Linked DNA regions of Mus musculus: region 1 is linked to region 2. A link is a contact called in ENCODE POLR2A ChIA-PET data. All regions are on one chromosome and are shown on one strand. The core of a region is the stretch at or near the end of the contact, and the rest is flanking DNA. Distances in the headings are between cores, read along the strand shown. Region 1 holds the start of Gtpbp1 (GTP binding protein 1). Region 2 holds the start of Atf4 (activating transcription factor 4).

Evidence for each region. ChIA-PET counts read pairs that join two places held with the same protein, here RNA polymerase II (POLR2A).
Region 1: POLR2A ChIA-PET joins it to region 2 with 14 read pairs in embryonic stem cell. The contact joins the promoter of Gtpbp1 here to the promoter of Atf4 in region 2. POLR2A ChIA-PET finds 5 or more read pairs at or near these places in 2 of 5 experiments (Patski and embryonic stem cell).

The regions. Positions count from the first base shown.
Region 1 is chr15:79,686,040-79,692,479 of GRCm38, forward strand. It overlaps Gtpbp1 (GTP binding protein 1), which reads left to right and starts at 4,857. Exons shown (of 12, transcript NM_013818.2): 1 at 4,857-5,059. The coding sequence starts at 4,868. It overlaps Josd1 (Josephin domain containing 1), which reads right to left and starts at 1,833. Exons shown (of 4, transcript NM_028792.3): 1 at 694-1,833. The coding sequence starts at 878.
Region 2 is chr15:80,250,925-80,257,207 of GRCm38, forward strand. Atf4 (activating transcription factor 4) reads left to right here and starts at 4,260. Exons shown (of 3, transcript NM_009716.3): 1 at 4,260-4,761; 2 at 5,283-5,597; 3 at 5,710-6,283. The coding sequence starts at 5,375. Mief1 (mitochondrial elongation factor 1) reads left to right here. Exons shown (of 6, transcript NM_178719.5): 6 at 1-2,447.

The sequences.
Region 1 (6,440 bases), core at 3,607-6,106, 560 kb before region 2:
GACCCCCTACGTAATGTGCAAGCATTCTTATCACTGAACTTCACACCAGCCCCACTAAAGTTATCACACAGCAGGAGAGAGCTGGAGTCTGCTCTAATCGCAGCGTAGCTGGTTCAGAAGCTACTCTGAACAAATTACTTGACCTTTCTATTCATTTCTCTATCAGTAAAACGAACTGTGAGGAAGTCACACAGAACAAATGAAGGACACACCATGGGCAGGCAGCACATGGCCCCAGAACAGCTAAGCATTGTGGGTATACTTTTCTTGAGATTTCCACCATGTCCCACCTTTGGTAACAGATGGCTGAATGTGGATGTATTTTGTATCCCTCCTAGATTGTAAACTCCTTGGTGGCAGGTCTGTTAGGGAGGCAATAGAGCAGTGACCACCAGTGGAGATAGGACCCACTGAGCCCTGTCTTCATCACAAATGGGAATAACACATGCCACACGGAGTCCTCTGTCTGACTCCAGCCGTGGAGACAGCACAACTGAGGTTAGTCCACCACAGATGGACCATAGATGGTGACTACCTGCCTGCCATTTCTGTGTGCCTCATTCCTGCCCCCAGCATCTAAATTCCAAACCTGTAGGTTTGAAGGTTTCTGTCCCCGAGACACTGCACCACCCACACAAACTCAGAAATACCAAGAAGTGGGGGGGATCGAGATGCCAAGCAGGGGAGTCCTACCTCTGGAAAATCTCCTGCAGCGTTTCCCGCGTGAAGGCGTTGCTGTCCTGGAAGACGTTGTTGAGAGCATGAAGAGCACAGAGCTCCCTGCGCTGCTTCTCATGGTAGATTTGTGGGGGCGCTGCTTGGGGAAGGTCCGAGGATTCAGCTTTGGCCTTGTCTCCTTTCCATGGCACGCAACTCATGTTTTTCGATTTAGGTTCCAGGCAGAGCCGCTAAACACTCCGCTCCTTCCCTCCTGAGGAAAGTCTAGGTTTCTGTCTTCGGATTCCTGAGATTCACCTATTTATTCTCTGGTGTTCATGATTTATGCTTTGTCACTGGGAGGAAAGGTTGGAATCAAAAGGGACAAAAAAAAAAATCTACCTTTTTCTGTCTTCTCGATAGGAAAAAATAACTTTTGGATTAGTTTATTTAGCCAACACTTTCAAAGTGTAGAATTAACAAAGAAAAAAAAAACATATAAAACGTAGGATTCCTCCCTTTGGCTGCCGCCTTCCCCTCCCACCCCCTTTGGAAAAAAAGAAACACCACGCTTTCCTGGCCGTGTTTTCCTCTCTGCAGATGCCAACTAGGCCTCAATGCAGGAGGGCAGAACCGAAGGGGTCACATCGCTCCTTTTCTTCCATTTCGTCCGAATCACAACACCACAGGCTCCGAAGACCGGGTTGGGTGGCGGAGAAAAGGCCCAATGCCAAGAGCTAGCGAGGATCGGAGGGCGTGAGGTCGCGGGCCGCGCGGGGGCTCCGGGGATAGCGCTCCATGACCGCCAGCGGACTGGCGGACTCGGCCCAGCGGAGGAGCCGCTTCGCCTCGGCGCGGGAGGAGCCGCGGAAAGGGGAACGGCAGCCCGGGCGCCGCCGCGGGGAGGTCCCGCCTGGCCCGCGAGGGTGCGGCCGGACGCCTTGCCTCGCCCGGTGCAGCCTTGGCCCACCGGGCTGACCGTCCCCGCAGCGACCTCCTGCTGTCACGTGAGGCCAGTCCCGGGCTCCTTCCCGCTGCCTGCCCGGCGGGGACTGTTCGTCTCCCCGACGCCGCCACCTGGAGCTTGCGGGCCGCCACCTGGCCCACGCGCGGACAAGCAGGCGGCGGAGCGGGCGGGCACGCGCACCTGAGCCCGACGTCAGCGGCGTTCACTCCGCGCGCGCCCCAGACACGCCCCCGCGCTGACCCCGCCTGCCAACCTCGCGTCACCCCTGACGTTGTGTGACGTAGCCAACGCGGGCTGTTGGTCCGGTGGAGGTGCTTAGAGGTCGCGGAGCCGTTGTGCAGGGTTGTGGAGCTCCGCGGTAGCGGGGGAGGTCGACTTGTCGCTTCGCCGCAGCTCCGCCCCGGCGCCCACTCCCGCCTGGACGCCGCAGGGCCCTCCTCCCGGCAGAGTGCTTTCTTGAGCCCGGGCAGCGGCTGCCCTGGCCCACTTATGTTCATCAGATTTCCTAACACTTTACCGACGCGGTCGGGCGTAATCTTGGTTGGTGAACCCGACCGCCTCCAGTTTTCTTTGAGAGCTGAGGGCAAGACTCTCGCCGGGAGTCATATTTCAAATGGAAACCTGAGTTCTATTTCAGATCCTTGGTGTCGTATTCCAGTTCACTTCACACAAACCACTGCCCTTTTGATCAGCAACCTTCTCTTGATGGCTGTCACAAGCCTTCCTTTCTGTGTTTTCTTTTCCCTTCTGATCCTTCTTTTTAGACGTGTGTGTGTGTGCGCGTGTGTGTTCTCTAGTTCAGCTGGTCTCAAACTCATTACGTAACCAAGAATGTCCAATTTGTTCAGGGCAAGGGATCGAACCTTGGTAAATGCAAGACAAGCACTCTACCAACTAGAGCTCCGTATTTTGAGTTTAGCTGAGTACATTGTGTCCAAAGGCAGACTATTTACAGTTTCCCATGGGTTTAAATTAAGTCACTGTTTCTAACTTGCCTTCCTATCGGATTTTTGTTAGGGAAAACAACAGATTTGCACTTTCAAAGTAATGGTTTCTCTAATCCTCATGATCACCCCAATCAACAGTATTGTGCAACACATCTGAGAGATTACCACATGATAGGGCATCCTCTACCTAGACTACTTTTGAATTATCTTTTTGTGTGTGTGTGTGTGTAATGTGTAAACTACCAAACTGTTACAGTGTATTTACATAGGATTTATCTCCTAGGGACTTGCTGTTCAACCAGAATTATTGTAAACATCTATTAATTAACTGATGAGTAATTAATTATTGTTAAGCAAATTAGACTTTTTTTTTCTTTTTCAGGGAGAAAAATACAGCCCAAAGAAGTCGATCAAGTTGTTTGAAATCATTATGTCTATAGTGAATTAAGGGTTTGAGCTTGGACCAAATTGTTTTCAGAAAGAGAATGTAAAGATGATTAGGAATTACCTCTCAACTGTTACTTTTTATATTTATTCTCCAAAACATTCAATTCGAAAAGCAAGTATTCAGAATATATATCCTTTCTAGGCAAAGTCCTATAGTGAGAAGGACAGTCTTTCCCCCCAGCCAGATAGCAATGTATTCTGAAACTGAACTTTTTCTGGCCATACAATGCTAAATAGCAATCGAAGCAATAGAATTAATACAACTGTCACCTCTGATCACCCCCAGCCAAGCAGTGAGCAACCTCCAGTTGAATTCTTAATACTTGGGGATACTGTCAGAATCCACAGATATAGGGTTACGGTCCACAAGACTGCCTCTCACTTTAGGAGTCCGAATCTCTGGGTCTGGAGATATAGCTCAGAGTTTCAGAAGACCTGGGTTGGATTCCCAGTACCCTAATGGAGGCTAACAATCGTCTGCGACTCTAGTCCAAAAGGGTTCCGGTGCCCCATTTAGACTCTACAGGCCCTGCACAAAGGTGGCACACAGACATACACACACACACACACACACACACACACACACACACACCATTCATACAAAATAAAAACAAATCTCAGTAAAAAACCATTAAGGTCAGGTTTCCAGCAGCATCTGCTCACAGACTTGGTAGTACGTTAAAAATGAGGACAAGACTCTCCCCGAATTAGGTGACGGCTATATTGTACCCTTTTCCTTACTTACTATATACATCCTGTGGTCCAATCCCTAAATTTCTCGTACTTCCTCAGGCGGCTGCTCTTTTTTTTAATCTATTACCAGGAGGAGTGGCCAGGTCCAGCCAGCATAATTAGATCTTGGTAAAAAACAGAACTCACCTAATAGTCTAAATTTTTCAGACATTTGAAACGGGAATTTCAGGTACACGAACGGCGGGTTTTTTTTTTTTTTTTTGGACTGGGACTTTCCACAAGTGGCAACTGAAAAATAAGCCACAAGAAACTACCTTGACAGATCCTAGACCTGTGGCTCAGCTGTTCACCAAAAACGTGAGGGGATTTACGCTAGAGTTTGGGCTGTCAACATCTTTCTGTTCACTCAGTTGCTCTCCGAGGAGTCATGAATGGAACTCCCTGAGGTCAGCATTTAATTAATTGTCTTGGTCTGGCGGCTGTAATATTACCACTCCTGGAATACATAGCATCGATTCTACTATAAAAATTGCCTTGCGCATGCCAGCACGCCGGACACAGTGTTGCAGCAACTGCCTTCAATCATTCGGAGTGCCAGGCTCATTTCACAGTTTACTATCTGGGTATGCGGCGGCCAGACGCGCGGGACTTAGGGAGGACAAGATTGGGTCCCGCCCTTGTCCATCATTTTGAGAGGCTCCAGGCGGGACTGTTTTGCAGTATGATTTGGAGGCTGGCCCCGCCTCTGGAAAGTGAGGTGGGGAGTAAAGAATGGATGCCTCTTTTCATTGGATTGTTGTCAAGTCAGTCAAACCTCTGCTTCGCTCCCGTTGGCGGGAAGGATCCAGGCAGGTAGCGTGCACGCTGTGTTGGCCCCACTAGAGGTGGGACCAAGGCTCCCGACCACTACGACGTTTGTTGTTAGGGTTTTGGTCTCATTAATTATTCATTAAAGTATTTGAGAGAGCTGCGACGATTGGTAAATGAGAGACTGGGTCTTCTGTGTCTCCGCTAGAGATACGTGACAGTCTCGGGAGGCGGGGAAGCCGCGCATAAATTATTCTAACAAGAAGGGGCGGGGCCGAGCATAAATTAGTTAAATGAGCCAGGGAGGGAGGGCGGGCGGCCGGCTGCGAATTAGCTTAAGTTCTTAAAGATGGCGGCGGAGCGGAGTCGCTCCCCGGTCGACTCGCCGGTGCCGGCCTCGATGTTCGCCCCCGAGCCTAGCTCTCCGGGGGCGGCTCGGGCCGCCGCGGCCGCGGCCCGACTCCATGGCGGCTTCGATTCTGACTGCAGCGAGGACGGCGAGGCGCTCAACGGCGAGCCGGAGCTGGACCTCACCAGCAAGGTAGGCCCGGGAGGCGGCGGCGGGGCCAGGGGTACGCGGAGGGGCCGGACGGTCTCCGAGGCGACGGCGGGCAGCCGGCTGTCCAGTGGCACGGCTCACGGGAGCGCTGAAGGGATGCAGCCCGCCCACCTGCCGCTCTCCCGAACCTGCCGGGCCCGGGCCCACTCTCCGCACCGGGCAGCGTCCACCCGGCCTCCCGCGCTTCCCGCTCCCGCCTCGATCGCTGCCACTTGGCTCCGCCACGTGGAACGGGGTTCCCGACTCGGGCCGCGCGCCCTGTGTCCCTGTCCCCGTGTGGATCAGCCCGCCCTCCCCAGGAGGGGGGTCCCTGAGACGCAGGGTCTTCCTCTTCTAGGAGCATCCCGGAGGACCAAGTGTCAAGGTGGCTTGGGCAGGGGGCGGGATACTCACGAAGACAGGTAGCCAGTCTAAGGGGTGGCAGCCGTTTCTCTTCCTGGTCTCTGGAAAGTAAACAGAAAGTAGTTGCTCAGTCGGCGAGAATGATGTCCGAGGAGCGTCCTCTTTCCGTGTCCACCCAAATAAAATAAAAAGATGGGACCGACAAGATGGCTCAGCAGGTAAAGGGGCTTGCCTCCTAAGTTTGACAACCTCAGTTCGATCCCCAGGACTCACCTAGTGAAGGAGAGAACTGATTCGTACACCGTGGCACTCGTCGCCTTCCCACACCCTGCCTTGTTATAATTAAAAAAAAAAATAGGCATGACCCTCAGCCTTGCCACTTACGAGTGGAGCCACCTCTTGTATTCATGCAATATGGAAGGGCATCTTTAAGTAGCATCTTCTGCGGTGTTGAGAAGGTAGGCAGAAATGAAGATCTCACCACTTACTTGGCATTGTGGAAAATAAGAAAGTAACTATAAGATGTTACTGGTGTTTAGAAAGTGTCAAACATCACTAAAGAAACTGATGCCAAGGGAGGGACTGGGCTTCCCTTCCAACTGTTGCCATTAAAAGGGTCTGTGACCTTAGGAAACTTTCTTAACCTCTCACTTCTCCAGCATCTCATCAAGAAAATGCAGATGTGTTGCAAAAATTAGAAGAGAGCTGGGCAGTGGTGGTGCGTGCCTTTAATCCCAGCACTTGGGAGGCAGAGGCAGGTGGATTTCTGAGTTCGAGGCCAGCCTGGTCTACAGAGTGAGTTCCAGGACAGCCAGGGCTACACAGAGAAGCCCTGTCTCGCAAATTAAAAAAAATAAAAAAATTAGAAGAGAATGTTAAGACCCATTATAGTCCCAGATGCATATCAGAGACTCACTAAATGTTTGCACTAGATAGATGATGATTCCCTGTGAGGATTAAAAAGCAGCTGGTGGAAGATAGAGCAGCCCCACCCCCTGCGCTTTGTAGGATAATTACAATA
Region 2 (6,283 bases), core at 3,010-5,509:
TGTTTGTTTCTATGTGTGGTCATCAGAGTCACACAGACAAGGCAGGTGTGGGGGCTTCACAGGCAGCACCTGTAAGATGCTGGTTTCCCCTTAATTGCTGGTAGAAGGTGGCCTTGCTTTAGCCACGGAGGCCATGGGAAGGCAAAAGGAGGGAATGCCAGCCGAAACCCAGTGACCACATTTGCTTTCTTGTCAGGCTTTATCTTTCTTAGGTGTTGCCTTAGAGCAGGAACATACCCAGGGCCAGAACCTCCCACCTGACCCCTGTCCTTGCCACTATAGGTACCTCCACAGGCCAGAGGGCACATGACCATGCCAGCCCTGCTCCCTCACTTGACTCCTGGGAAGATTGGTGCTACCTAGGAAGAGAGTACATAGATAAGACCCACAGAAAAGAGTTGGGGCTTCCCACCTTGCTGCTAAGATTGCTATATATGGCCATGTAATCATCCTATGGGTGGGGGAAGGGACATTTGGAATGTCATTTCTATGTGTCCTTTTTCTTCCGTTCATGACAAGAGGCTGACAGTAACTCTGGTTCTGATTTGCCATTCTAGTATTGTGTTCTCCCATCAGGTCTTTCTTTATCTGTTCTTACTACCTCTCCATCAGTGTGATTCTGGTGATGCACTCTGTGGCTGTGTTGTTCCTAATGAGGGTGACACAAAATGACTATAAATAGCACTGACTCTGCAGCAACCCATTTGAAATTAGGGTAGAGACACACACCCCTCTCCACAGGTTAGGAGGTTGAGCTAGGCTATATATTTAGCCTTTTTTCCTGTTCTCCCACACATGTGTAAAGACTTCTAAAGGAGTTTCTTTTTGATTTGTATAAGATAGTATGAGAAACGTGATAAAGCCAAGAACCTTAACTGAAACATGCCCTCCTGGTAGTTAATAAAAACAAAGTAGGAGCTGAAAACATCTATTGCTAAGTTGGACTGAGTAGGCATGGAAGGGCTGGCATAGACAGTCCAAGGTTCTTGCTGCTGCCTGTTGGAGGGAGAGCTGGTAGAATGCTGCAAAACCAGATTTTAGAGAGGAGTTAGATTTCCTGTCAGAAGTATTATAAGACTCCTCAGCTGCCATCTCTGAACTGATTCCATTTAGGATGCCAGGCAGAGTGCAAATGAACCCCCAGAACTTGAAGATGCTCAAGATTCCAAATGTCCTAAATCACAGCCATATGTTAGTGAACTTAGGAAAAGCAATGAATTTATCATTTGTCACTGTGAATTTAGGAAAAGCAATGAATTTATTGCCTGTCTTTATGAACAGCTTTGACTTTGGACTATGCTTTGCAATCCAAGATCATGACTTGGCCATCTTATAAGCAGGAACCTCTTAGAAGTCCTCAGAACAAGGACAAATGGGACCAGCTCTAACCTGGTGGGTTTGTGGATTAGCTGGGCATGCCTTCTTTGCTGTCATTCTTTGTCATAAAGTATGGGAGGCGGCCACATGCTCTGGGATGCTTGGATGGAAGAAAAGATGCTCTGCCCTGCTTCCCTCTTTGTTGAAAGACCCAGTTGGCTGTGCCACTGCTCTGCCTTTCTCTTCAGTTACTCCCACTTTTGCCTGCAGGAAATTCCACTGTTAGGCCCCTACTTCTGTTTGGGAGGTATTTTGAGAGTGTCAAGATTAGCAGACTATATACTTGATGCCTAAAACTGTACACATTACCCTGGTAACCAAGTAAATCCAAATTTATTTATTTATTTATTTTTTGGTTCTTTGTTGCCCTTTCCCAAAAATGGAATTCAGGATAGCAGTATTCTTCTAAGTATCAACAGTTGGAATTTAAAAAAATAAAGAGAAAAACTGTTGGAGTGGCCCATCATCTCCTACTCCACTGTAATCCACTGCAGGGCTGGCTCTGATGGTTAAGATGAATCCGCTTCAGGCTGGGAGATCTGAGAGCAGGATGCACTGTGTGTTCAGAGCCTTCTACCAAGGTACATTTCCTTGGCATTATGACTTGATAAAACTGAGAGCATTTGCTACAACTTTAGCTTTTTTAGTATAAAAGCTCAAGCCAAGGTAAATGAGGAGGCCCTTGGGAACACAGTGACCCTTGTACCAGGCTAGGAGGTTACAAGCCCCTGAGACTGAGTGTCCAGAATATCAGCATGCAGGTTCTATGTTTAACTGCAGGTGGAGTGATGTGGGTGTTAACTTTTATTTTGATCACCTTGTAGTCTTTTAAACCCTTGGTCTCTGAGGCCAAGTCCACAACTTGCCTTCCAGTCACTTGCCTGCTGGTAGAATGGAATCAGTCACTAATCTTTGTGTCCTGTCTTGGCTGGGGCCATATAGGAGCAGCTTAGCTACTAAGGCCCAGAGAACCTTTATCCTCCTTCTCCTTGAAGGAGAGAAATTGAACTGGTGAAATCAGCGTCTTCTGCAGCATGGGAAGAAGAAAATAAAAATCTCCTTTCCAACAACTCTGACGTGTCTATGTGGTATCAGGTATATTCTTACATCGGTGCTAGGAATACGACGGGGGAAAAGAAGCCACCAGACATTCTCCTGGGATCTCTAGTGTCAATAATTTTAAACTTCTGTATGGCCAACCTGTATGGTCAGGAGCCTTGTTAGAGCTGAGAAAAAATTTCCATGACTGGTTAAGCAAGCTTTGGCCAGCCAAACAGCCCCTCACTGGCTGTTTGGAGACTCTTATGGGAAAGCATTAGGGTTGATAGAAAACAGCTGTTGGGATAATTGGTTGTTAGCACCCTAACAGAAGAGTGGGGGGACTCCAGGCTGCCTGCAGGGTAGATACATGTGATAGAAAACAGCTGCTAGGATAATTGGCTGTTAGAAAGGAGGCCAGAAAAAGAAGTGCAAGCTTACACCACGTGGAAGGTTTCTGGGGAGGCACGTTTTTGTATAGCAAAAGGCAGTCATGTATCACAGGTTCAGGAGTTTAGCAAAGCAAGGGGTGGGCATACATCATAGAGTTAGGAACTCAGCATAGGTTAAAAACCATGGTTTGCAGGGTACATTATGCTTAGGGGACAGAAACTTGTAAGGGATGTCCACTTAATGTAGCAGTGTGGCTGCTGTTTTGGTTTCCAGAGCAAAGAGAGGACATAGTTACCCTTTTGTTGCTTTTGCATGGAAAGACTAGGTAACTTCTGTATGTGTGCACATGCACTTGTGACTTCTTTGGGTATAAAAACATCTCATTATGTAGGCCTCGTGTTTTATGGTTGGTTCCGTCTCAGTAAACAATAATAAAGGCTCCTCTGAGGAAGGAGGATGGAGTTAGGGATATAGGGACTGGAGAGTTAGGTTCGAATTAATAAATAGCAATCAATCATATAATCAAGGACGACCTTGAACTATGGTACCCGAGCGCTAGGGTTGGGTTGTACAAGGCTTGCAAATAATCACTGAGCAGTAAGTGGCAGGCACTGTGCCAGTTGAGTGGTATTTGTGTGAGTCACTTAAACAGAAGTGGAAACTCTTTTTAAGATTTCCAGGCTGGAGTTGGAAAGAGCCTCTCAGCACTCTCAAAACAGCATCCTTTATGGTGAGGCCTTGACCAGTACCTGGGGCTCCCGATCACTTAGGCGGCAGGCTCACTCATCAGGATGACTTCTTGGGAAGGTGATACCTGGAAGTTAAGGCTTGAGAGCCAACTGAATAAACCTGATCTTAAGGGAACTGACCCTATACAAACCGGCAGTGAGGGCCTCTATGATGGGAGGATGGGCATAGGAGGTTAGACCTGAGGTTAGGCATGTTTCCCCGGTTCAGGGGAAATCGCTGAACTGGAGGAACCGGAATATCTCCCAAGAAGACCCCAACACGAACGCCCTGCCTCCAAGTGCCGTCCCTGTCCCAGGACTGACAGGAAGCTGAAGGTTTGGACCAGCTAACTCAGAAGGGTCTCTCCACATGCCTGAAGCCTGCCCACTCGGTTCTGGAAACAACAAATACATGAAAAGATGGCTTCCAGCCCAAAGGTCACGCCTGGAAGCTGTTTGCTCGGTGCGGAGCGATGCCGGAGAGAGCAAATACACATGGATCACATCTGACAAGAGATGGCAGGTGTGACAGTCTGGCGCCCGGAACCTCTGGTGGCTCCTCCCTTTCCACGCAGACCCCTGATCCTAGAGCGCCCAGGTGCAGAGCCAATAGGAACTTGAGGTTTAGGTGACTCGCCACGCCTGGGCCAATCAGCTCGACGCGCGCTCCGACGGCGTCTCGCGTGATAACCTGGCAGCTTCGGCTTTGACCGTCAGAGCTTTGGCTAGGTGTCCCACCCCGCCTTGTAAGACACCGGAAATTCGTCAACGAGCGATCCCTCCGCGCTCCGGAACCAGACCGCGGCTGGTCGTCAACCTATAAAGTAGTGCACTTTTCTCTCATGGGGCCTTTAGGACGATCTCTAACGCCACAGTTACCCCCCGAGCACAGCGGAGAAGGGTTGGGGCGGGCGAGGGCGTCAGTGAGAGGCGGTTTGGTGGCGCTGCGGTAGGATCACGTGACCACAGTGGGAGGATACGCGGTGTGCTGCGTCCCTGGCCGAGGCTATAAAGGGCGGGTTTAGGGCGTGCCGCCGCCATTTCTGCTTGCTGTCTGCCGGTTTAAGTTGTGTGCTCGGGTGTCCCTTTCCTCTTCCCCTCCCGCAGGGCTTGCGGCCACCATGGCGTATTAGAGGCAGCAGTGCCTGCGGCAGCGTTGGCCTTTGCAGCGGCGGCAGCAGCACCAGGCTCTGCAGCGGCAACCCCCACCGGCCTAAGCCATGGCGTGAGTATGGGGCCGGCCGCGGAGGGCGGGGGCCTCGCTGTGGTTGGGTGCGGCCCGGGCGCGGTGGCCGGCACACGCGGTTTTACAAGCGGCCGGACGCGTCGGCCTTGTTTGCGTTGCCTGCGACGCCGGCGCTCCCGGGCAGAGCTGGGCGGAGGAGTGTCTAAAGCGCTACTGCTGCCCCTTCGTCCTGTCTTAGCTTAATCATCTCGGGCTCACCGGGGTCCCCGTGTCATCCTGCGAACGTGGCGATGCCCAAGATGGCGGTGGGGCGGGGGTGTGAGTCACGGGGGCGGGGCGCGGCGGCCTTGGCCGTATTAGGACGCGAGGACAAGCTGCTTCCTCTGGGTGGCCGGTGAAGCAAAGCTAAGCCTCCATCTTGTGCAACCCGAGCTGGCGGCCGGGGAGGCTTACACAATGGCCTTGGGCCCGCGTGCTCTCCCTGTAGACGCTTCTGGGATTTGGCCATCCGGCATCTTAGATAGAAAGATGACTGGACTTGCTTTTGGGTCCCCATCCAGGCTCTTCACGAAATCCAGCAGCAGTGTTGCTGTAACGGACAAAGATACCTTCGAGTTAAGCACATTCCTCGAATCCAGCAAAGCCCCACAACATGACCGAGATGAGCTTCCTGAACAGCGAAGTGTTGGCGGGGGACTTGATGTCCCCCTTCGACCAGTCGGGTTTGGGGGCTGAAGAAAGCCTAGGTCTCTTAGATGACTATCTGGAGGTGGCCAAGCACTTGAAACCTCATGGGTTCTCCAGCGACAAGGCGGGCTCCTCGGAATGGCCGGCTATGGATGATGGCTTGGCCAGTGCCTCAGACACCGGCAAGGGTGAGTAGGACGGCTGTCCTGGTGTGCCCTTTTCATATGGATCTGGTGTTCTAATGGCTTTCTGCCTCCCGAATATGACATGAACCGTTCACACCTGAATTTCTTTTCCCAGAGGATGCCTTTTCCGGGACAGATTGGATGTTGGAGAAAATGGATCTGAAAGAGTTTGACTTCGATGCTCTGTTTCGAATGGATGACCTGGAAACCATGCCAGATGAGCTCTTGACCACGTTGGATGACACATGTGATCTTTTTGCCCCTCTAGTCCAAGAGACTAATAAGGAGCCCCCTCAGACAGTGAACCCAATTGGCCATCTCCCAGAAAGTTTAATAAAAGTCGACCAGGTTGCCCCCTTTACATTCTTGCAGCCTTTCCCCTGTTCCCCAGGGGTTCTGTCTTCCACTCCAGAGCATTCCTTTAGTTTAGAGCTAGGCAGTGAAGTTGATATCTCTGAAGGAGACAGGAAGCCTGACTCTGCTGCTTACATTACTCTAATCCCTCCATGTGTAAAGGAGGAAGACACTCCCTCTGACAATGACAGTGGCATCTGTATGAGCCCAGAGTCCTACCTGGGCTCTCCCCAGCATAGCCCCTCCACCTCCAGGGCCCCACCAGACAATCTGCCTTCTCCAGGTGGTTCCCGTGGGTCTCCTCGGCCCAAACCTTATGACCCACCTGGAGTTAG